Regions from separate parts of the Mus musculus genome. Here region 1 is linked to region 2. Evidence: chromatin loops called from intact Hi-C (ENCODE). Cell type or tissue: left cerebral cortex. All regions are shown on one strand. Links, peaks and the distances in the headings refer to the core of each region. The heading gives the core; the rest is flanking DNA.

Region 1 (12,035 bases), core at 2,072-10,071, 130 kb after region 2:
AAAATATCTTTCTGCTACCTTTTTCCTAATAATCCATCAAAATGTATTCTGAATTGTCTTTCCCTCACTGTGGCAAAGTGTCTGAAGAAAAGTCAGCTTAAAGGAAAAGGCTGTTTTGGCTTAGGGTCAGAGAGTTTTGGCCTGTGGTTGCTTGGTCCCATTGCTTTGGGGCCTGTAGTGTAGCAGGACACCAGAGCAGAAGGGTGTGGTTGAAGAGATCTCTTTACTTCGTGATAGCTGAGAAGCAGAGGGGCAAGAGGAGAACACAAGGACCCTAGTACCCATAGGGCATGCTCCTAACTCCCTACCAGTCCACACTTTTTAAAGTCTGCCTTGCCTCCCAGTGGCCCCACAGTCAGCAAACAAATATTTAAGCAGTTGACTTTGGGGGATAACAGCATAAACCATAATATGTATGAGCATATACAAAAGACATATAATGCATAGCAAAGAATTATATAATGGATGCTACCCTCTATTTTAATGGTTGAGTAAGAGCTTTCTGTGAAACATTCTGGCCTGTGTGCTTGCATGCTTGTTTCAGTAGTTGGGGGCAGGGGGGAGACTATCACTCTTCCATTGTAACTACTTTATTTAGTCATTTCTCACCTTTGGTTTTCTACTGTTTTGTTGTTTGTTTTGTTTTGTTGTTGTTTGTTTTGTTTTGTTTCATATATTACATCAGGACTGTAGCTCCCTCCTTCCCTTCCTCTCTCTGCAGGATCCACTCTGTTTCCCTTCAGAAAAGTCCAGGCCTCCCAGAGTCCTCGACCAAATGCGACTTATCAAGTTGCAATATGACTAGGCATAACCCCACATATTGCTTCCACTTTTTCTTAAAACAGTTTCACTAGTATATTGTCCCAGAAAGTAACACCTGTCTAGGTTATCAAATTGATAGAGTTATGTATGACATTCTCTTACACGTCAAGATAAAGTTTTTCTGCTTATAATACTTTCCCTTCTCTTTTCGAAACTAATGTCATGATTTCTTCTTTCTCTTCTCATGATTTTGTTTTCCAAAGAGTTTTTTCTTATACTTTCACAGAAAAGAACAAGCAAACATCTTCCTCCCTTCCTTCTTTTTTCTTATTGCCTGTAGTTTCTTAATTATTTATTTTTTTACATCGTACCTTTTAAAATGGCTTCATTGAAATGTATTACCCATTTCTTAAAACTCATTTTATGGCCAGGCAGTGGTGGTGCATGACTTAAGTCCCAGAGAGGCAGGCAGATCTCTGAATTAGCTGAGCCTAGTCTACATGGTGAGTTTTATGACACTAGAGAAAACAGGGAAGCTCTGTCTAAATAACCCAAAAACCAAACACACACACACACACACACACACACACAAAGCAAGCAAAAAACCAAAAAACTACTCATTTTAGTATATACCAGCCTTTCTGTACCCATAAATTCAAGCAACTTCAGATTCTCCTTTAAGCTCACAGTAGATGTATCAATCTTGAGTATTAATGACTTTTTGATTCTTATCAGTGTTATCAAAGCATCACAGTGTAACTAATGACTCTTGTGTATTATAAGTGACCCAGAGGTGACTTACAGTGTTTGAAAGGTATGTGTAAGTTACGAGCAAATACTTGTTCTTTTGAGTGTTTACTTCTTTTTCACAATGATGAATAATGCTACCACAAATACTCATGTATACATTTTTATATTGGCATGTATTCTCATTTCTCTTAAACAACTGTCTATGAAATGGGATTGCTCTGTCATATCACAAAAAAAAAAAAAAAAAAAAAAACGGTTTGCGGCCTGATTATCCTCCAAAATGGCAGCTCCAGTTTATATTACTATTTGAGAGTTCTCCCTTTTGTCTCTTTTTAGTTGTCTTTTGCCTTGAGATGTCTTCATAACTACCAAGTGATTCCTCTTGGTTGTGACTTACGTTTACGGATGGGATACCCAGTTATACTGAGCACATTCTTATGTGTTTATTGGTCACCCGTGTATCATCATTGGCAAATGTCTGTTTAAATCCTTCACTAATTTTTAAATGGTCTGTTTGTCTTTGTATTAACTAGTTGTAGAAGTCCTTCACATACTTGTATGTAAGTTCTTCATCAGATATGACTCACAGATATTTCCTCCTATTCCAGGTGATTCTTCTCTCCTTATCTTGGTAGGATTATTCTTCACTTTGTAATGTGCCAGTTTCTGTGTGTGCCCTTTTGGCATCATTGCCTAACTGAGGATCATAAAGATGAATAAAAATGCTTTCTTCTGGGAGTTGTATCAAATTCTATGTGTCATTACTTATGTTCTTGGTATGTACTCAGTAAATTCAGGGAAGGACATACAGAACCTGGGCATGGTGAAGCCCAGTTGAAAATCCAGGACACGAAGCTGAGGCAAGTGGACAGTGATTGAGTTCAAGGCCAGCGAGTACTATATAGTGAGAGCCTGGCTTAAAATAATACACCAAAACAGAGGGATCTGATCACTAGTCCAATCCTGGCATGGTGGTACAAGTCTATCGTCCCAGCACATAGAAAGTAGAGGCTGGCTTGTTTTACATGGAGAACTCCCAGCTATCTAGAGATATAGGGTAAGACCGAATATCTCAAACTACTTATCTCCTGAAAAAAGGCATATTCATAGATAGCAGATCAATGCCTAGAGGGTAGCTAATGTGATTAAAGAGATAGCACTCTCTGTACCAGGCATTTACCATGGTCTGAATCCTCCTACCTAGTCATTATACCCACCTGCCTTATGGGGCAGGAGAGAAAGTAGAGGTGTTGCCAGGTCAAGCTGTTTGCCATTAGTCACATGAGAAAGAGGCAGAGTTGCTACTGCACTTGCTTGGTGCCAGACCCCACCCTAAAACCAACCTGCACTCTAAAATGGCCATAGAGTTTGCTTTGGGGATGTTCAGAACTAAATCCTTTGGCCTTTTCTCGGTTTGTTAAAATGCTGGTAGTAGAACTACACTTCCCTGTTACTTTGAACTGAAGATCCTGTCTGACTGGCCCTTGGGTCTAGAAATCACATAGTAATGAGTGAATTATAGCCCGTGATGAATGAAGGAGTCATTGGTTCTTAACTTGTATATGTTTCAGGAATGATTTTTTTTTTTAAAGACAGGTTATGGTCATCTTTCCTTACTTTTGCTGGAGACCATTTGACCTCTGAGAGCCTGGATTTGTGAAATTGAGAGTGTGCTCTCTGATAAAACCTGAGCAGATTTCCATGGCCTCTTTGCATTTCTCTATACATAGAGAAGCCTGGCCTTACACTAATTGAAAATCATTTTTATTTTCCTGTCTGTCTGTCTGTCTGTCTGTCTGTCTGTCTCTCTCATTCACTTATTCAGCTGGGTGGGTAGGGAAATCGGGAGGAGGTAGGAGGGAGTAGTATATGATTACAAAATTATTGTTATCGTTAGGGATATTTTCCATCCAAATGAGGTCTGCTTTTCTCACTCTTTTGCAAACTGGAAAGCTGTCCATGAATCTGACTGCTCGAAAGTTCCTTCCTTATTTCAGGAAGAGGACATTCAGTAGTTTTGTTCCCTCTGGTGCAGGCTCTATGTCACTTCATTTCAACAGAGCAATTTAATTTGTACTGCACAACCATTTTCTTATGGAAAACTAATAAAATACAAATTTTAGTTTCAGCGTGAAATTGTGGCTGAAGGCCTTCGAGAGTTTTATGTGATCCCTGTCTGTGTGATGACAGAGAGTGATGTCAGCGCTTACACACATTAGGTACAAGGTTGATAAGAAGAGGATTCGCTAAACTTCATTATTTCCCTCAAAATGAAAATGTAAACTGATTCTTTGCATTCAGCTCCTAAGACCTTACCTGCCAATGCAGTAGGCAGGAATCTGGAATGAAGCTTTAAAAAACAAACAAACAAACCCAAAAGCATCTCACTTATTCTGGCAGATTGAATTTGAGGTCAGCCTCTTCTATATAGTGAGTTCCAGGACAGCCAGAGCTATGCAGCCTGTCTCAAAAAACAAACAAACAAATAAACAAACAAAAAGCAACCAAACAACAAAAATTACTAGAGATGCTTAGTAAGTGATTGTAGTGAACAGTAACAGCATGATATACAGTAACACTTTTTCCTATGGATGGACCATAGAGAAACTTTGCTTATCTGTTTTCCCATGTGTAAAAATTTTAACAGAAATGGTGATAAAGGTGACACCTGACACTGACTTGTGGCCTCACATGCACACACATACATGTGCACACATGTGAACTCATCCATTCATACACACAACAATGACTATTATCATGTGAGAATAATGTACAAAAAGTTCTTAGCACAGTTCACAGATGCTCAAAAGCAGAACAAGGAGAGATGGACTTGGGGCACACTCCAGTGTGGAGTCTTAGAACTCTAAGTGCCCATAGGAAGAGGAGTGCTAGAAATGCAGACTTGAGCCTGCCATGGTGGCCAAAGCATAAGCTGCACAGAGAAACCCTGGCTGGAAAACAAAAAAGCAGTGAAATCTTGTCATGCCTTGGATTGTTCAAGGAACAAAAGATCACATTTCCCAATGCACAGCGACAGGTTCCTGCTTAGTAAATTTTTTTCATCTGCTCTGACATGTAGTTGATCCTGTGTCCTAGGGAAAGTTCTGTTTTCTAGTTATCTGACCTGTAGACTGCCCTCTAAACCTTTCTCTCCCCCAGCTTTCAAATGCTTTGCTCTCTGTTGGCTTTGGACCTCTCCATCTATGGTTCCCCATCATTGTTCATCTGAAAGTTTTAGATTCCCTTGTCTCCTGTCCATTCTTTAGTACTTAATTCTCGACAGTCCCTTACATGTGACCGTGGAGCTGGGGAAATACAGGTGGTGGGTCAAAGGCAAGCCCTGTAGTGTGGCCACTGCCAATAGGGAATGTTTACTCTCCAGAAGTCTTACAGCACTGTTTCCCACTCCTGGAGCTGAGGTGAGGATGCTGACCTGGGCATAGGGCTGGGATCAAAGCCCTGAGTTTGAGGGGTAGGGAGATGACTTAGTAAAGGGTTTGCTGCACAAGCAGGAGAACCTGAGATCCCCGGCTCCCTTTCAAAGCCAGCTGCAGCAGTATGCAGTTTTAATCCCAGTGCCTAGAAGGCAGAGATAAGGGCATCCCCAAGGGGCTTGCTGGCCAGTTAGTTAGTCTAGCTGGACTCACATTGAACTTCAGGTTAGTGGTAGACCCTGCCTCAAAAATTAATCTACAGAAATGACTGAAGAAGGCACTTCACAAAGATCTGTGTGTGTGTGTGTGTGTGTGTGTGTGTGTGTGTGTGTGTGTGCGCGCGCGCGCGCGCGTGCGTGCCTAAGACACACACAGACACACGCTAAAAAGTAAGTTTGAATACGAGGTGGTAAACCTCAAGTGTTTGGTTCTAAATGGGATTCTACCTTTATTTTATTTTTTTTTTCTAATCAGCTGCTTGAAGGGGAATCCTTCAAAGTCTCATTCTCAGCTTCTCCATCATCTTTAACTTCATGAAAACAGTTATTTCAAATATAAGAATTATTTCTATGAAATTTCTTTCAAAGTTAGGAGAGAGGCCGAGGGGACTTGGGAGGCTCTTGTCCCCATTCTTGAGACTCACCCACCTTTCCTTACCATACCCTCAAGCCCTCACCCATCTGTCCACTCAGCTGCTAGTCCTTAGCAAATGGGGCAACCCGATTTCCCGCCTTTCCTTGGCCAAGAGCTCCCCAGGACCAATCGGGTGGTGGGGACTTGACATGTCCTGGTAGGGGAGCTAGCTGGGTCCCGCCCCCTCCCGCCCCCTTCACAGGTGCAGCCCTAATCCCCCCTGGCCTAGATATCCGGCAGCCTCTGAGAACCCGGGCTCTGTGATGTAATGCGCTTTTTTCACACTCCCGGCTTAAATACAGATGGAAATTGTTGTCATGTGTTAGAAATGTCGCCAGTGATATAAAAGGCGCAAGCTTGAGCATCTTCTCTCCCTTCTCGCACATCAGCTGCTCCTCCAGCCAGAGCCTGTGCCCTGGAAAACCCACTCAGTGGTCAGGTGGCCAAGGAGCCCCTAGCTAGCTTAGGAAGGGGTTCAGATCCCACTCCCCACCCCCGCCTCTCCTTACAGCCGCTGCGGAGCCGAAGACCAGCGTGGTGGGAGGCTCTTTCAGGCGCACAAAAGGAAGGATTAATCTTGGCGATTGGCTGGGCTTTTGCAGGCAAGTACAAGTCCATGATCTTCCCAGGCCAACCCCTGCCCACCTCTGGATTCGAACGCTCGGCCACTGGAAGAAGGCTGGGATCAGGCAGGCTGTGACCGGAGCGCCTGCCACCGGAGGTTTGCGCTTGGGTTGTGGGAACATCCATGGAGGTGAAGATGCCATGTGTGGTGTGTGGACCAGGGAGGAGGGGAGACTGTGGGCCAGCTTGGGAGGGCCAGATGGCTGAGGCTGCGTTTTAATTCAACGGGCAGGCAGGCCCCGTTTGGCTGGGCAGGGTGGGAGGAGAAGCAGGGAAGGGAGAAAAAAAAAAAAAATCAGAGGTCAGTGGGTAGGGAGAGGCTGGGCTCCAGAGCAGATGCCTGGCGAACAATGGGGCTTTTGAAGGGGATGCTGGAGGAAGTGTGGCGTGCGCTTTGTATTGCCTCCTCCGCATTGCAGGTTGGAATCGGGCAGCTAAATTTTAATGAAGTGCATTCCAAAGTGTGCTAGTCAGCCTGGGTTTGGGGAGCCAGAGCGAGGGGCGGCCCCCAGGCTTTGCTGAATGGGGACTGGGGGTGGGCGGGGGAGGGGGGCCACCGAAACGAGTTCCTGATGGATGGTAAAGGAGGAGATGAAAGCCTGCTCAGTGTGGAGGGCAGGGGAAGGGGAGGGGGAAAGCCTTAGGCCCCCGTGCATATTAATAGGCTCCAGCAGGTGTTGGTAAATGCATGTTGCTGCATTGTTCCGGCGCCCAGGCTGGAGTAGGCGGGGAGACAGCGACTGCTTCTCCTGGCGGTAGTGGGCAAATGCCTTTGCACTTTGAGAGAGCTTCACAAGCTCTCCAGAAAATAAAGAGGAAAAGGACCACCATCCCTCTCTCCTCTCCCCCACTTTTAAAGGGGGGATGTACATGCAGAAGGCTTCTTAGGTTTGCTTCCTGGAGATTAACATGTGTTTGTGAGAACACTGTCTTGTCTAGGTAAGGTATGCTTGTCTGTGGGCATCAGTAAATAGAGGAATCTGGAGTCTGGTTTGTAAGTGCTTGGGAGCTGGAAGGTTGTTCTCCCTGGCTGGTTCTTAATGGACCAATCCTGGAAGACTGGTATCTTTATTTCTTTAAAGAGACAGGAGGGTGTACCTTCTTCCCTCTTCTCAAACTCGGAGTCTGTCTGACCGAGTAGCAGGGGGCAGTGAAGTGTGCAAGGGGGCTGTCTCATCCCCAGAGTTGGCCTTCCACACAAAGGGAGTGGATTTGTGTCCGAACTAAATGGCTTGAGGGTCTGTGTTGTTTATTTGTACGGATTAGGAATAGGCCCTTTCTCTCTCCAAGAGTTGACGGTGCCTATCCAGTGAGAATCATTTAGGAGGCTTTTTAGTTAGGACTGTGCACTGCTCAGATAACCCTCGCTGGCTTTGTTGTTTGCTGGCATGCTTGTTTTTAACTACTCTTGACCAGAACCTATTCAGTGTTTTCAAAAGGTTCAAACGTGTTCATTGGAGGTTCAGATGAAAACTGAAAGTGTCTGTAGAGGAAGGGGAGTGTGACTCTTATTTTGAAAATATTTAACCATGGGTTTATATACAATATATCCATATATATTACATATGTATAAAGCTATGCACATTTTAACATACACTAACATTGCATTTTGGTTCTGGGGGAAATGATTTGGTTGAGAAAGGCTTTCATTGTATCACCCATGAGGCCAGTGCCTTCTGAAAACTGGTGTTTTACCAGAACTTCAAATCCTGCCTTGGGGGGGGACATGTTCAGATTCTTTTCATGATTGAACTTGCACAGCCCCTAGTCAGCGAGGCCGAGCTCCCCACTTGTCTATGAGTTTGCCTGCTGCTGAAAGCCTGAGCAGATTAATGCTATCAACACTGTCTTGATTCCTCCATCCCTCAGCTGAGAGAACAGGAGCTGCCTTTGCCCCTGGCCCTCTTTCCCCTCTGAGGCTGGGAGGGTAGGGTAGGGGAAAGAGGATGGAGCAGGAGGAAGGGATTGTGGCTGAGGCCCACCTTTGACTCCCCAGCCCCTCTGGACCCCACCAAGTCAAACGTTAGAGCCTTCCTTCTTCACGTCCCTCTGTAGTTTCTCAAGCTGCAAATTTCAAGTTGTGTTTCTATGGCAATGCCTTGAAGAAAATGTTTGATACTGTATCTGCCTCTCTTGTGTTTTTACTACAGAGGTGAAATTGGCCTGGTTTTTGTGGTTGTTGTTGTTGGTGGTGGTGGTGATGGTGGTGGTGGGTTTGGTTTTGTTTTCACTGAATAGGCTTGAGGTTTACCTGCTGGTCCTTGTTGAGCAGAAAGCAGGGGGCAGTTGTGTTTGTTACAGAACTTTTCCCTAGAAGACTAGAGTTTTCATGTACAACCCAGGGTGTGTCCACTGGAGCAACCATCCAGTGGATGTATTCACCACTGAGACAGTTTCTGTGATACACCGCTGTAGATGGGCCTTTTGACACATGAAATAATACATAGTCCATGAGTATTTGGTACAAAAGAAATCATGGCTGTAGCCGATGTGCATCAGGAACGTACTCCGCTTCAGTCTTGTCATGCACATGGAAGTGTAAGAAGGGAGAAAGCAGAGGAAGAAAGAAGAAAACCTTTATATTCACAGAGTCAAGCCCTGATGTATTAGTACCAGTTACCAGAATGAATAAACAAATAGAAAGTTGTACTTTCTCTTGGCACCTAGGCAGTGTCTTTAAAGCTGTTAAGGAAACAGCAAAGGAGATGGCCTGTTTCATGACATACATGTACCGCAAAGTATGTAGCTCAGTGTGTCTTTTCTAATGTGAGCTTCTTAGCCTTTCCACAGGGAGTAGATTTAGCCCTAAATGGGAAAGAGTTCCCCAAGGTAATAATGACTATAGAGGAGAGAATACCAGAGAAAGCAGAGTGGAGGACAACTCTCCATTCAAAAAACAATTTTTTTTTCCCTTTGCAATCGTAGTTTTTAGGCAAAATCCAGTTCATTTGGTAACCATTATTCCCACAGCCTGTTTATTTTCTCCTTTAAAGAATTATGTTGATAATCAGTCCCCAAATATTTGAATGTAAGCACATCCTCGCCGTCATACTGACACCCTCTGGCACCAGACAAACTGTCATAGCATTTCTGAGAAGGAAGGCAGCAATGCCAGTCACTGATTTGGGAACGCAGCAGAAGCCTGTGTGACAGGGTCTCTCCTCTGCTTGGCTTCCGGTCTTCTGAAGTGTTATGAACACATGCTCCAGATATCTTGTTCTGGATCTTCAGCAGTTTCTGCCATTTTTGGTCTCCAGCACATCTACACAGTGTCAGGAATGCCCACAACTGGGGGAATTATGGCTAACCAGTCCCTCCCAAGTACTGCAGTGTGTCCATTCTCTTTGGCAACTTACCTGACTCTGGGTCTATACTAATGAAAGTGACTCTTGTTCCATTTGCTCCAAGGGTCTGCTGAGTTGATGACTGTGTGCCATGCCATGTAGATACTTGGTTTGGTTTGGTTTGATTTGGTTTGGTTTGGCTTGGCTTGGTTTATTCTTCCTATACAGGTCTTGGCCTCTGGTTACTCATTTTGATTCTTTTTTTTTTTTTTTCCCCCAAGGAGATTGGCACCTTTAAAGTTTCAACAGACTATTAGATTCGGGCATAAAATCAATGGGAAAATGTTGTTTGACATTTAATATGATGTTTGAAAGGATCCAAAAACATGAAAGTAAAAAGAGACCCCGGGCTTGAAAATGACCCACTAGACTCAAACCTCTTCAATGTTCGTGATTGCCTGATGTGAATGGGAAAGGAGGAAAAGTCCTTCTGGATAAACTTCTATTCTCTGGAATTCTTTGTTTGTGGAGGGTTTGCTGCTTTCCTTTCTGGCTCTTAGTTCTGAGTGCCAAGCCTGGAGTAACCATGTGGGCAGTGAATGCACCAGGAACCCTGAGCAGTCATTTTGAAGTTCGATCTGAGTCCTAGAGTGCTGTTGCTTTTGCCAGTACTTGAAAAATCACTTCAAAAGTAGAGAAAGGTGGGCACAGGATCCCTTGTTTTTAAAGATGCATGTTCTTTCTGCACACTAGATAGTGGATCCCATATTTATGAAATTAAAAAAAAAGGCACTTAGCTTTCTGCTCAGAGTTTAGCTGATCTTCAAGGTGATGCTAAATTATTGTGTGGGGTGTATTTCTGTTCCACAGTAAGATTAGAGCCACGTGAACCTACAAATTTGACAACAGCTATATGAAATAACTTGCCTAAAAGGAGTAAGTGCCATAATTTTCTAATTAATTGTGGAACAATGCCAAAGAGTGTTGCTTTAGAAATACTAAGTATAGATAGGGCCCTGAAAGGGAGGCTAGTCGGCAAAAATTTAGCTCTTTTTAATGATGCTTAGCACCTGGGTGTATGTAAACCTTTGCTACTTCTCTTTATGGCTTTGTGGACCTTTACATCATTATTGACATTTCTGTCTAGTGGCGATACTCAACTGAAAGTAGCATGTGTGTGGGTGCCTACTCTGTGACCTTGAATATTGAAGATTGTAATATAGCAAAGAAGACTAGGTCTTCCTTAGCTTCTGAAGCTTGAGTTAGAACCCATGTTGATTTAATCCAGTCAAGGTAAGGAAAAGAGGATAAGGTAGAAATGATTATTGAAAAATACTTTCCCTATGTGAAGTTTATTCCTAAAAGGTATAAAAGACTTGATTATTTACAAATAAGGTCAATCACAAGGATAAATGTAATATATAATTTCCAGTTGATCTCAATCTCATACTTCAAAAGGACTGCTTGTGTATGTGCTCTCAAGTTCCACATTAATATATGCAGTCAGAATTTAGTCAACGCCACTGTATTCTACTTGGAATTGACATCTTAAGACAATAATTAAAATATCCCTGCCATTGGTAGCAAATACCCCATGTCCTGAGGTGTGGGATAGAGTGGTATAATGCGTTTAATTTCATTTGATGCCAAGACTTTGGGTCCCTCTTCCATCCCCAGTTGATAAACAGGAACTAGTCTCACCCATGAATTCTGTGTGTTACCATCAATCACATCCGGGTAACTTTCCATGTCGGCGCGTGTTTGCCGACTTCCTGCTTTCTAGTCATCATCTGTGTTTTCAGGCTGCTTCATGCTTAAGCCAGCTCACAAGGAAGATTTAGACATTGCGCAAATACTGAGTTTGCAACTTCTCTGTGCGGAGAACCATTGGGGTGCTGGAGATTTATGATCAACCGGATGGACAAAGATCCAGCATGGGGATCTTCATGTGTGCTATAGTCAGGAGCGTTGGGCAATGGTCAGTTATTTGGAAGGCAGAACAGTGCAGATGTGGTGGGGGTCTGGGGAGGAGAGTATGTCCAGGAACGTGGGGATTGGGTACATTGTGGTTTGCAGTATGGTCTTTAAGGTGTCAGGTTAGGCCCCACAGGGAAGGAAACATAAAACGTGAGAGAGTGAGGGAAAGGATTATGTGTGGATGATGGACCATCCAGTACAGATACTACAGTAGAAGTGCTAAGTGCACTTTCTGAGAAGTAGCAAGAGAATGGCTGGAGTAGAGAAGATGGCAGAACTGTGGAGAGAGTTCTGACTGCAGGACAAATGGTGCTTGGCATTTTAGGGCACAACCACACTACTGACAATGGGTGGCAGCCATTGCAGGGTGCTGACTAGATGGCAGACCTGGGTAGTCTCACCACAGAAGAATGGAAAGAGTGGGGGCGGGGCACGGCTAGGGAGATGTCCCTTTCTTCTGCTTGGAGGAGAGGTGTGCAGAAGGCAGGGCTCTATTTGTAAATGAGTTGATGATGGTAAAAGAGAGATGAAGAGTCACTCTGAGTTTCTTTTGTATTATTTATTTTTCAAG
Region 2 (12,035 bases), core at 1,863-9,862:
GATATAAATATGCATGAATGCCATATTTCCTTGCACAGATAAGCAAGGGCAGTGGGAGCCTCATGATGCAACTCTGTTATCTATTTTCCAGACTTCAGTCTGTGTAATCTGAACACGCTGCTTAGTCAAGGTTGCACCTCCTCTCTGCTGTACCTGTTACTCGATACCAAGTTCAGTCCATGAGCTTACTAGATTTTTACTGAATTAATAAGTTGAAGTAAGTCATGAACATTTGTCATAGAATGCTATCCTTCAAGTTAACAGCTATCTGCATCAGAACAGCTGTGACTGTTCATTTGCAGGTGACCCCCCAAGATCAACTGGTTGGCTGCTGACATTCCCCCATAGATGATGGGGGTGAGGGGGCCTCCTGGACTTACTTGGGATTCTGGTAGTTCTCTCACACCTCCTGGTCAACTGTGTGTAATTCTGCTCCAATTGTAGGGGGCCTCATTGTCTTGGGAAGCACTAATATACATAGAGTATGGTAGGGTGACTGAAGGAGGGCTCCATCTGTGCAGTTATGGCGATGTCATCATCCATGCCGAGATGGGACTGATCAGTGGTGTGGCTGCTTCCCCTTTCTAGTGCTGCTATGAATAACCCCTCACCACGTGCTGTATGTAAGCCCAGTAAGTTCAGCGGTTCCTTAAGTTGGAGTTTGATGCAATCATTCTTTGCTTTGTCATTGGATCACTATAAGGAATGGATAGGCACACATCTGCCCAAAGAAAAGACTTTCCATAAACTCATTAAACAAGCTTGGATAGAATCTTTATGTGTGTTTCTGTTCTAAACTTTGAATCTCCTTGGTGAAGGTTTTCTGTTTTCCTATTAAAAAAAAATGACATCACCAAATAGAATATTGTGCATTGTTTTGTATAACAAAGAATGATCTTGGGGTGTCTTCCCTGGCATTAAATCCACTGATTTTGTTCTATATAGAAATGCTGATTATAAGGAATCCTTTCTGTAGCTGGAGAAATGGCTCAGTCTGTAATTACTGCACAAACTTTAAGTACCTGGGTTACAATCCAGTGAATCAGTGACCTCATCTGTGGAAGGCACCCGGTGTCAACTTTTGGTTTCACTGTGTGTACATACCCCACCCGACACACACACACACACACACACACACACACACACACACACACACACACTTACACAGAATCTTTTCCATATGTCCTTGTCAAAGCTCTCCCTGTTGTAGCTCATCATAGGTTTTTAAATTTTTTTTTCTGTTTTTTTTTTTTTTTTTTTTTGAGACTGGGTTTCTCTGTATAACCTTGGCTGTCCTGCAACTCACTCTGTAGACCAGGTTGGCCTCAAACTAAGAAATATGCCTGCCTCTGCCTCCTGAGTGCTGGGATTAAAGGCATGCGCCACCACTCCCCTGCGGTTTTTAAATTCTTTTGTAAATTTTAAATATTGTTGCAGTAACTAAAGGAGCCAAAGGTGAGGGCTTTTTATATCATAAAGAGTGCCCATCAGCATGTACCTTAATAAATGAAGCAAGGATAATGGCTTCTGCACTTAGGTAGAGCTGTAGACTCCACAGTTGGTTAGGAGTACAAGGTCTGTCTGGTTCTAACTAGTTTTTGAGCCTGCTTGCATAGTGGGGTCCAAAATGTCCATGTAAAAAATAGCGCAAGGGCCAGCCGAATGGCTTAGCCAGGAAAGATGCGTCTGATGCCCTGAGTTCAGTCCCCAGAAACTATGCAAAGGTCAAGGAAGGAACGGGCTGCACAGCACTGTCCTCTGACCTCCACTGTAGCATGTGCGTACCTCAACAATAACAACAACACGATTTTTAAAAGAGGAAATTGTCTAGCTGCTATTAATTTTATCTTTTCCTCCAAAGATTCCTCTGACATCTTCTTCCTCACCACAGAAGCAATAAATCTGAAACCCTTTGGAGAGATTAAGCAATTTAGATGAGGAAAGGAAACGCTTGGGAGATGGTGTCTAGCAGGAGGCACGCACAATGCATTTGCAACTGGGTTTTTCTCATCAGTGTCTTCCTAAGATGTTCACATCAGTAAAGTCTTTTTGTTTTTTCATGGCCTAATTTTAGTAGTTTAAGAACGGTGGTTTTACAGAAGCTTAAGTTCACAAAACGTGTGTTGGTCCTAGCTGAGAACTGCTTCGGAATTGCTGCAGACTAATCCATAGCAATTACCTCTGCCTTCTCGTCTCCCTCCCGACTCAGCGTCCTTCCTGAGACCCTGGAAATGCTCCAGAGTAATAGGACTCCTTTGCCTTAGAAATACTTCCCCAGTAATGAACATGGTAATTAGATGCAGGGTTTGGATTAGGGCCTCCTGGATTCATACCCAAGCCTTCTCAGCTCTCTGTGGATGTGACCTTTGGACACGCCCATTAACAGCTCTCAGGACTAGTTTCCAATCAACATGCATTGGGATAGACATTGTAGGAAGCTCCTGGCAAAGCCTGCAGGATTGGAGAGAGGGATGTATGTGTGCAATGCACCTTGCACCACATCTAGCTCCCAGAAAACATTGTCAACATTCTTACGAACCCTGCTATCACACGCCTAAACAGTCACCTCCAGGAGAAGCTGATTCGAGGCATGTCCTCACAGATACGTGACTGTGGATTGGTATTTATTTTTCTCGGTATGTGGTCGTGTCTGTGGGGGAGAACTTGTGTGAACTTAGTGACTACTCTTTGAATAAGCTATCGTGTAAAAGCCTTTCTCCGTCTTCTCCGAGGCTGTCTATACAATTTTTGCAGGGAAGCCTGTGATGTAAACTCTTGAGTGCTGCTGTGCAAAATGGTGGCCTAAAGCACCACGCAAGGGGGGTGGGGTGTTGCCAGGAGTTTTTTGAGAATGTTGATTGCTTATGCTGTTTACTTGCATATTGGAGAGTTGTAAGGATGTGCGCAGTCTAATTTTAAGAGACCTGAGGAGGTTAATGGATCATGGGCTAATGATGTGTGTCTGTGCATCTTTCCACCTTTCTAAATGGCACCTCAGATTTCACCTTCACCAGTTCCCTCCCCCCTGACCGAGTGTAGCTGTGGCAGTGTTGACAAGCAGGCTAATGAGCTCTGTTCCTTGTTTCTAATTTGACACATTTTATCTGGATTTCCTGATTTGAGGCTTGTTATCCTTCTTCAATTCTCCCTCCTTCCCTGCAGATGAACCACAGGACCTGAAGCCACAGGCAGCGAGCAGTCCTGAGGGGGAGTGGGATGGTTAGACCAGGTGCTTCAGGTCCTCAGCTCGTGGATGCGCCTTCCTGGTTTTGAAGAAAGAAAAGTTTCCTTGTACATGTGCTTCGTAGAGCAGGCTGTACCCACTCTAAAAGTTAGAAACCCAGATAATACATAGATCCTGTCTGTCTATTATTAAAACAGACGACAACAATATAGAAACTGGAAATGGAATTTTTTAGACAAAAACACTCTGCATGGCCCCTTTCATTTTTGAGGGAGAAATTAAAGGATAGGATTCTAACACAACCCAGTAAGAAGGATCTGATGAAAAATATGTGGAAATTGGAGTACACCGCAGGTCTTTAAATTTAGTTTTGTGTCTCTTTTAGTAATACATTATTGAAATATTCCTGGGCATATTTTAAAGAATCTTCTTTGTATCAAAATATATGTGCTTTAAAAACCATCCTGAAAAGGTCTGGGGAGACGGCTTCGTTGGTGAAGTGCTTGCCATTCAAGCATGAAGTCTTGAGTTTGGATCCCCACAGTTGCTGGGTACGGAGATGTGAGTGTGATGCTGGAGCCAGGGAGTTGGGCATGCTATAATCCTTGGAGCACCCTCTCCAGCACAATAGGTGAGGTCCAGACTCAGTGAGAGTCTATTAAAAATAAAGGGATGGAGAGATGCTCAGTGGTTAAGAGCATTCATTGGATGCTCTCCCAGACGACCTGGGTTCAATCTCAGGCACCAGTATGGCAGCTCACAGCTGTCCATAACTCCAGTTCCAGGGAATCCAACAACTTCACACAGACATGTATGCTGGCCAAACAGCAATGCACATAAAATTAAAATAAATAACAAATAAAAATTAAAGTGTAGAATAATTGACTAGAACACTGGCTGTTAAACAGTGGCCTCTACCTGCATGTTCAAACGTGTATACACACCCGTATACACATGCGAACCAACACAACACACACACACACACACCCCTCACCAGTACATTTGTATGAATTGTAATGATCAGAAGGATACTTTTTGTTTTCCTTTTCCAGAATACTAGATATAGCCCACCTGGAAATTTCCACTAAATATTTGCATATGTTCAAGGGGATCGGGCCTGTTCTTATACTTAGGAGTTCTGCTTCCTTTGGGAATCTTCAGTGGTTGGTCACATTGAATTGGAAAAAGGATGGAGTGTCCTGTGACTCCTGGGAGTAAAGGCGGCGTGGATGAGACAGTGTATTTAACCTGAATATGAAAATGCACAGGCACCTGGCCCACTGCCCTGCTCTGCTGAGCCTGGTCCCTGCTCCTTGTCCTATCAGCTGTGGAGAAAGCAAACTGAGGGCCTATCCTTGTTCCTGGAAAAGATAAATGGACCTAAGGAGGGCCATTGGAGCAATAGGAAGAGAAAATTGAAGTTTAAATCAGACCCAGAATTGGGGAAAAGGAACAGCTGGGATCAGGCCCTGAACTGCTGTATTAATCTGGCTGTCGGTCCTTCCTAGGAGAAAGTTAAGTGGTCCCCTACAAACAGGGGAAGGTGGTCTCTTTGTCTCCATCCCTTACTTGGGAATGTCCAGTTTGTACTATTTCCCACACTTCCAGACTGAACAGGCAGAGGATGAAGCAGCCCAGGCTACCGTGGAGATTTATTTATGCTTTAATATGCCACGTAAAGCCACTTGTTTGTTTCAGAATTAAGATGAAACACCCAGGAAAGGGACTGGTTGAAGAGTTAAGCAGTCTTCAAATTACCACAGCTGCCGCGTCTGTCCGTCCCCGCCAGATGGGTTTTGATAGGATGAATCTCATTGTAGGAGAGATGAATGAGGTTTTCTTGTGTTTCTCTCTGGGATTGCCTTTGCTCCAGATGATATTATAGTAGACATGTCTGCTGGAGTGAATGCATTGAATAGGTTGGCGTGGCTTCTTCCTTCCCATTGTTTGAAATCATGTGTCATTGAAAACATAGTCTCCATATAAAAATTATTTTTCTAGCTTATCTTACAAACATACACAGATGCGTGCATATGGTCGCTACAATAATACGACAAATTGGGACATACGTAATCAGTTACCAAGAACTTAGATCTGGTTCCCTTCATTTCCTAATATCTTGGAAATCATGTCTCTTACTGCAGTTTCTGGTCAATGAATTAAGAAGCACAGGCACATAATTTTATTTAAGTTAAAGACAATCTTTCTATGCTGTGTTCAGTTAGTAGATATGTAAACCCCAGGGAGTGGGCCAGACCTTGCTGGGGGGGGGGGTGCGGGAGTATGGGTTATTAGTACTTAAGTGTGGAATAGAATCTCCTAGCAAGATGCTTGAGGAATTTCTTTATGCTAAGCAAAGATAGAACCATAAGCCTCAGTAAACATTCATTTTACTTCCATTCTTGTGCAAAGCCTTTTCTTTTTGTGCTGTAAAAAAAAAACAGGGCCCTCTAGAGGGCAGTAGAGAGCAGCTTGCTGATAGAGTGTCTGGGGCAGAGGGGCTGTTGGAAAATTCAGAAAGTTTCCTTTTCCTTTTTCTCCCACTGTAACTCCTGAGAGAGTACAAGGAGCTTGTGGGGAAAGTGGGGAAGGATGGAAGGTGTATTCTCGGGCTTTATTTTCTTTATCAGTATCTGCAGGAATCAATGTGAAGAATGTGTAGTTTGCAGGAGCTTATGTCTTGAATCAGAGTATGCACATGTCTTTTGATTGACGGCTAAATGCACAGCCGAAGGGCTATGGTCTGGGTACACAAATATTGTGAAGGGAATCTGGAGTTTGCTGTCTTGTCTCTCTGAGGTTTTATGACTGCTTCCTTTTTAGACCAAGACTGAATTAATTTTATTCCTAAACATCCCTAAATGTAACTTTATTTAAGTGGATTTTTTTCCTACCAGAAAGTGATATGAGGTGGTGGGGGGTATGGGGTTCACATAACCTAGGATTCTTTAAGTGTGGCTTTTTAATATCTTAATATTTTAATTATTAATATCTTGATATTTTAATTAATTATCTGAACAAGAAATAATTACCTCCACAGTATTGGATTTGTTACTTTCTGAAGTGTACAGGGTGATTCACCTGTGTGCTTTTAAACTGTTTAAGAATGGAGTGGCCCATTCCTTATGTTCCAGTCTGACTGCTGTGGGCATTTAATGCTCTTCTTTGTCTCAGCCTCTGTATCATGGCCTTGGACTCACAGACATCCACCTGCCTCTGCCTCCAAGTGCTGGATTAAAAGTATGCACTACTTCACCTGGCCCAAAATGACGGAATTTTAAGAAATAAAAGAATTTAAAGCCCTAAAAATTATTAATAAATGTATGATAATGGAACTTATTTATATGGTGTTGACTTCCACTTTAGCCATTTGTAATTGAGTTTGATCACATGATGGTTTTAACTATAGGGTGCAATTTACTTGTGTAGGGGGTAAGGGTGGATCACTTTCTCCAGAGTTACAATTTTCTGATGTCAGGGATTCAGTTTTGCAAGTGATTCTAGATTCTTCCTCTTATACCACTCATGAAATCCTAGAATTATTAGTTATACGTCTTTTAAACTTTTTTTGGGCTTCTGTTTATATTTATTTCATATGTATGTTTGTCTGATTGTATGTTTATGCACCATGTGCATATAGTGCCCCATTTGGCCAGCAGAGGGCAGTAGATCTCCAAGGACTGGAGTTACAGAAGTTGTAAGCTACCATAGTGGGTGTGGAGAATTGATGAACGGAGATCCTCTGGAAGAACATTCAGTACGCTTAACTGTTGACCTGTCTCTCCAGCCCCTTGGTTATCCATCTTCAATATATGTTTAAGACTTTTTCAAGGGTAACTTGAAGAAATGCCCTGTAATTCTGGTTACCATTTTAATACCCAGTTCCTAAGTTTGCAGCCAGACAGTATTTCCAGAGATGGCATGATTGATCTTCCTTCTTTTCATTGACAATGAGTTCATATGGCTTTAGAGTGGAGGTGATATTTTGTCACTTCTCCACATATCAGACAAGAAAAAAAAAGCAATATATGCTATGATTTTTATTCTTTAAAACTTAATATTTAAATTTTATGTTTTGAGTGTTTTGCTTGCATGTATTTCTGTGCGTGTGTGTGTGTGGCTGGTGCTCTTAGAGGTCAGAAGACAGCATTGGATCTCTCGGAGCTGGAGTTATGGATGGTTGGGATTGAATTCCCAGCACAACCTCCATGTGGGAACTGGGAATGACACCTGTGTCCTCTGCAAGAACAATGAGTGCTCTTAACCACGGAGCCAACTCTCCAGCCACAGTCTCTTTTTTCTTTTTTTTTTTTAAATTTTTATTAGGTATTTTCCTCATTTACATTTCCAATGCTATCCCAAAAGTCCCCCATACCCTCCTCCCCTACCCCTACCTACCCACTCCCACTTCTTGGCCCTGGCGTTCCTCTGTACTGAAGCATCTAAAGTTTGCAAGACCAATGGGCCTCTCTTTCCACTGATGGCCGAATGAATAGGCCATCTTCTAATACATATGCAGCTAGAGACACGAGCTCTGGGGGGTACTGGTTTGTTCATATTGTTGTTCTACCTATAGGGTTGCAGACCCCTTTAGCTCCTTGGGTACTTTCTCTAGCTCCTCCATTGGGGGCCAGTCTTTCTTTTTTAGGCAATCATTTGTTATTCACAGATCTTTCCGCTCTTGGTCCTGGTTTCCCTGTTGTTCCTACTCACAGAACTCAGACTTTCGTCAGAACAGTTCATCTTAGCACTTCATTTTAGCAAAGCAGGTATGCCTCCAGTTATCTCTGCTGAATCACAGTTGTTCTAAGACAGAATAGCCTCCTATTCTCTTTCAAGTGTCTAGGGTCTGGGGATGTCACTCAGTTGGTAGAATGTTTTCTCTGGCTTAAATCCTCAGTACCCATAAATTGAGTTTGGTGGAACATACCTGTCATCCCAAAAGTCAGGAGATGGAATTGGGAAAAGGAGAAGTTCAAGGTCATCTCCAGCTACATAAACCTATAAGACCCTATTTTAAAAACAAAAAATGAGAAAACCAACAACAAACAAGACCTGGGACTGGCTCAGTGATTGAATCGCCTCTTCTGCATGTGTACGACCCTAGTTCGAATCCCCAGCACCTGTGTAAATGTATGAATGCTGGGTGAGCGTGTTGGCCCACTTGTAATTCCAGTTCTCAGAACGTGAAGACAGAAGATGTACAGAGCAAGATGGCTAGCTAGACTAGTCATACCAGTGAGCTTTGGGTTCACTTGGAAATCTGTTGGTCAGTGAACAAGGTGGAAATCAATTCAGAAGATTACAGATATTACCTTCTGGTTCTCTGCCTTCACTGGGATTTTTTTATACATGCAAAACAAAACAATAATAAGCAACAACAAAAATATGATTGGCTTAGAGGTGTGCATGTGACCAACCTTTTGCCATTGACATTGAGAAGAGACCTAACCATTAAACTGAAGTCAGGACCCCTATGTTTGAAGTAGGGGAAGGACTGAAGAAGCTAAAGGGCAGGGCAACCCCATAAGAAGGCCAACAGTCTCAACTTACCCAGACCCCAGGGAGCTCCCAGACACCCAAACACCAACCAGGAACATACACAGGGCAGTTCGAGGCCCCTGGCACAAAAATAACAGAAGTCTGCCTGGACAGGCCTCAGTGGAAGAAGATGTGCTTAATTCTTGAGTCTTGAGGCCCCAGGGTAGGAGGAGGGGGAAAGCACCCTCTCAGAGGCAAGTGATGAGGAGCTGTGGGAGGGAGGGCTGAGGGGGAGGGGCAACGACTACTGGAATGTAAATAAATACAATTAAAAAAAAAAAACAAAACAAGTAGGTAAGAGAGTCCATTCCTGAATAAAAGTGTCAGATACTTATAGAAATTAATCATGTCAACATTCTCTCCTGCTTCCCGCTTTAAGTACAGATCTAGAAACCATCTTATGGGAATGAGGTAGAAGGCTGAGGATGGAGAGCAGAGTGGAAAAGAGAGTCTTGTTGAATAGCTGAGTCAGCTCCCCAGACCACGCCCTCTTCTGTCTCTCTGGGGTGCAGAACAGGGTGGGAGTCAAACAAAAACGCGCAAGCTTCTCACTATTTAAATAAATAAGCCCCGGTTTCTTAGGGATTCTCTTATTTTCAGCCCAAATTTTCTCGTTCATAAATACCGTTAGGGTAAAGCCAGTTGAGAGAGATGAGAAGACAGCCATATTTTTTTTTCCCTCAGTCTTGCTTTTTTATATAAACATTATTTTCTTTTGGCTTGAAAAGAGAGGCAGATGTTGAAGAAATGTAATTAAACTCTACATATATGTGGTTAAGTTTTAATTTTTAATTGAACCAGAGCCTGAAAGTGTGTGGTAACAGAAAGAAAATAATGGTGCCTATCTTGTTTAATTAAATCATACTGAAGTCCTCTTGTGTAGTCAAACATCAGAGGTAGCAGGGCTGCCTTCCTCTGAGCTTCCAGCAGTGTGGTGTCCGTTTCCCCTGCTTTATACTGCATATAGTACCATGTGAACAGCAGGCTGGCTCCGAGACTCTCAGGAGACTATGAGTATTCTCAGAGTGGCTGAAATGATCAGGAGGCCCTGTGCACGTGTGTGTGTGTGTGTGTGTGTGTGTGTGTGTGTGTGTGTGTGTGTGTGTGTATGTGTGTGTTTGCTTGCTTGCTTGCTTGCAGGCCAGAGGGTCTTGTCCCAGTGCTGTCTTCAATTGCTCTCCACCTTGATTTTTGAGATAGGGTTTCTCAGAGTCTGGAGTTCATCGTTGGTGCTGGATCTGAACTCAGGTCCTCATGGTTGCTGAGCTATCACTTTTACCCCAGAGTCATTTCGTTGGTCCTTAGAGTCTCGTTTGTTCGTGATCGTAAACTTTATAAGTGGTCCCAAGGATGACAAACGAATTTCCTTAAGGAACTCCTCTTTACTGGGTAGTAACTAGAACGTTAAATAAATCAGCGTTGGCAAGCATTTGTCTCTTTATTAGTTGAGTTTCTAAGCCTCAGGTTAGAGTTTAGTTTCCTTACCATTTCAGGGAGTTAAGCCTACACTGTAGTTGTCCGCCGTGTCCAGTGTTACACTCAGCATGTTAGTAGATAGCATGCCACAGGGCTTTACCCAGCCTGATACTTTTATAGTAACTCTGTTAACAATAGTTAGAGTCTGGCACTATGTAAATTCATTTCTACATGGCATTTGCTGGAGTAATTACTGTCTCATTCTGGGTGTTTTGTTTTGTTTTGTTTTTTGTTACTTTCTAATTTCTAAAGCAGAGTTTTCTTACTGAATGAAGACTCAGACCTTTACAGTTATAAACTTTTACAAAATTAGTTTTAATTTGGTCAGAGTTAATTAGATTGTAGTATATTTCACACCTTTTTATTCCTAAGAGTATTACATATGTTACCGTTTTGTGAGGAGATGTCATGGGATATTGATTAGCAGTCAAGGTAGAGGCTTACTGTTTAAAAACGAATTGACTTCAGTACATGCTGGAGCCCTCCTGGAAGAACAGCACTTGTGTGATTGAAAGGCTTTCTGCTTGAGCTCTTGTTTCCACATTCAAAAGAAGTTTGTTAAAGAATAATGCTGCCTGAGGCAAAATAATACTAAGGCAAAGGTTTCCTCTTTTGGGGGTGGGGGTGGGGGTGGAGGGGCTAGGGTAGGGGATGACTGTGCCTCTTCCAACAGTGTGTTTCTGGGAGAAACATGGCCCTGAACATGTCCTTACCTCTCTGAGGAAGGCTGGGCTTGAGGACGTGAACTAGGGTGGTGAGGTAGGAATTCTTCCCACACAGCAGCAGCAGCCGTGCTCACAGCAGAAAACATATCCTGGCATTTTCCAATGGTGGGCCTGGGGATGTGGCTCAGTCAGTGATGGCCAGCTGCACAGGTGATAGAGTCTATGACACAAGTTGTCATTCCGGTGCACATGGGGGAAATCTCACAAGGCCCCACCCCCCAGAGGAGAAGCTCCCGGACTTTAATGGCTGCTGAGAAATGGAGAATCCGTTTTCTCCAGCACTGAGCCCCCTGACAGGTTACCTGATCCAAGTGCTCATCCCCAAACGCAAACACATGTAAGTAACATCAAACAGAATCAACAGGTTGTATTTATGAATGCACATGCGTGTGTGTGTGCGTGCACGCATGCTTGCATATGTCCCCATGTGTGACAATAATAAGTAAAGTAAAAGGGGCCATGAATTTGAGAAAAAGTTGGGAATATTGGAGAAGATGAAAATGATGTAAATATAGTTCTTGTACATATGAAATTCTCTAAATATAAAAAAATAAGAATATACGACACTTTGATAAATGAGAATAATTTTTTTTAAGTCGTGTATAGTGCTGTATACCTGTAACCGCAGTGACCCTGGTTCTGGAGAGGCAGAGATAGAGGAGGAGGATTTCTGAGGTTAGCTGGCCAGCCAGTCACAATCTTCAGGTTCATTTGAGAAACTGCTCTCAAAAAATAGGGTAGAAAGTAATAGAGGAAGACACCCATGTTGGCCTCTGGTCCTCTTTTTTATGCACACACTGTATACATTCAGAGATATGTCACACGGAGAGGCTCAAGTGCATGGACACAGCAGCAGCAGCTGCCGCCCTCTGATGAAGAGCTGCCTTACTGTGCATTTGACAACCCTGTATGGTCTGTACCTCCCTGGGCCTCCAGCACTGGGTTAAATAAACCCTCTTCACCATTCAGAGGGTGCCAGGACTCCGCTGGTCTTTCCTCACTTTCCATCTGCCTGGTGTTAAGAACCTCTTTGCACAGCTCTTTATTTGACTGGTTACTGCTTGTGTCAGAGCCCCAGTGTCACCCCCATTAAAGTGCTTCGGTGCCCT

Evidence for each region. A loop is a pair of places that touch in the nucleus more often than their neighbours do. Peaks named below come from ENCODE experiments on the same cell type or tissue, not always from the same donor. Only the 100,000 strongest peaks of a DNase experiment are listed, where the experiment ranks them.
Region 1: it touches region 2 in a loop (2.3-fold over the local background); 2 of 42 quality-filtered maps call a loop at or near these places.

Annotation. Positions count from the first base shown.
Region 1 is chr6:93,907,470-93,919,504 of GRCm38, reverse strand. The region is part of intron 2 of Magi1 (membrane associated guanylate kinase, WW and PDZ domain containing 1); the gene reads left to right. Among named protein-coding and RNA genes, the nearest start is that of Gm22840, 23 kb to the right of the region's middle. In left cerebral cortex, for the core only: a CTCF peak has its summit at 6,944; DNase peaks (open chromatin) are centred at 6,480, 6,950, 7,169, 9,374 and 1 more place; H3K4me3 peaks cover 2,761 bases; H3K27ac peaks cover 2,201 bases.
Region 2 is chr6:94,033,908-94,045,942 of GRCm38, reverse strand. The region is part of intron 1 of Magi1 (membrane associated guanylate kinase, WW and PDZ domain containing 1); the gene reads left to right. Among named protein-coding and RNA genes, the nearest start is that of Gm22840, 150 kb to the right of the region's middle. In left cerebral cortex, for the core only: CTCF peaks have their summits at 5,643 (motif pointing right) and 6,837 (motif pointing right); a DNase peak (open chromatin) is centred at 5,643.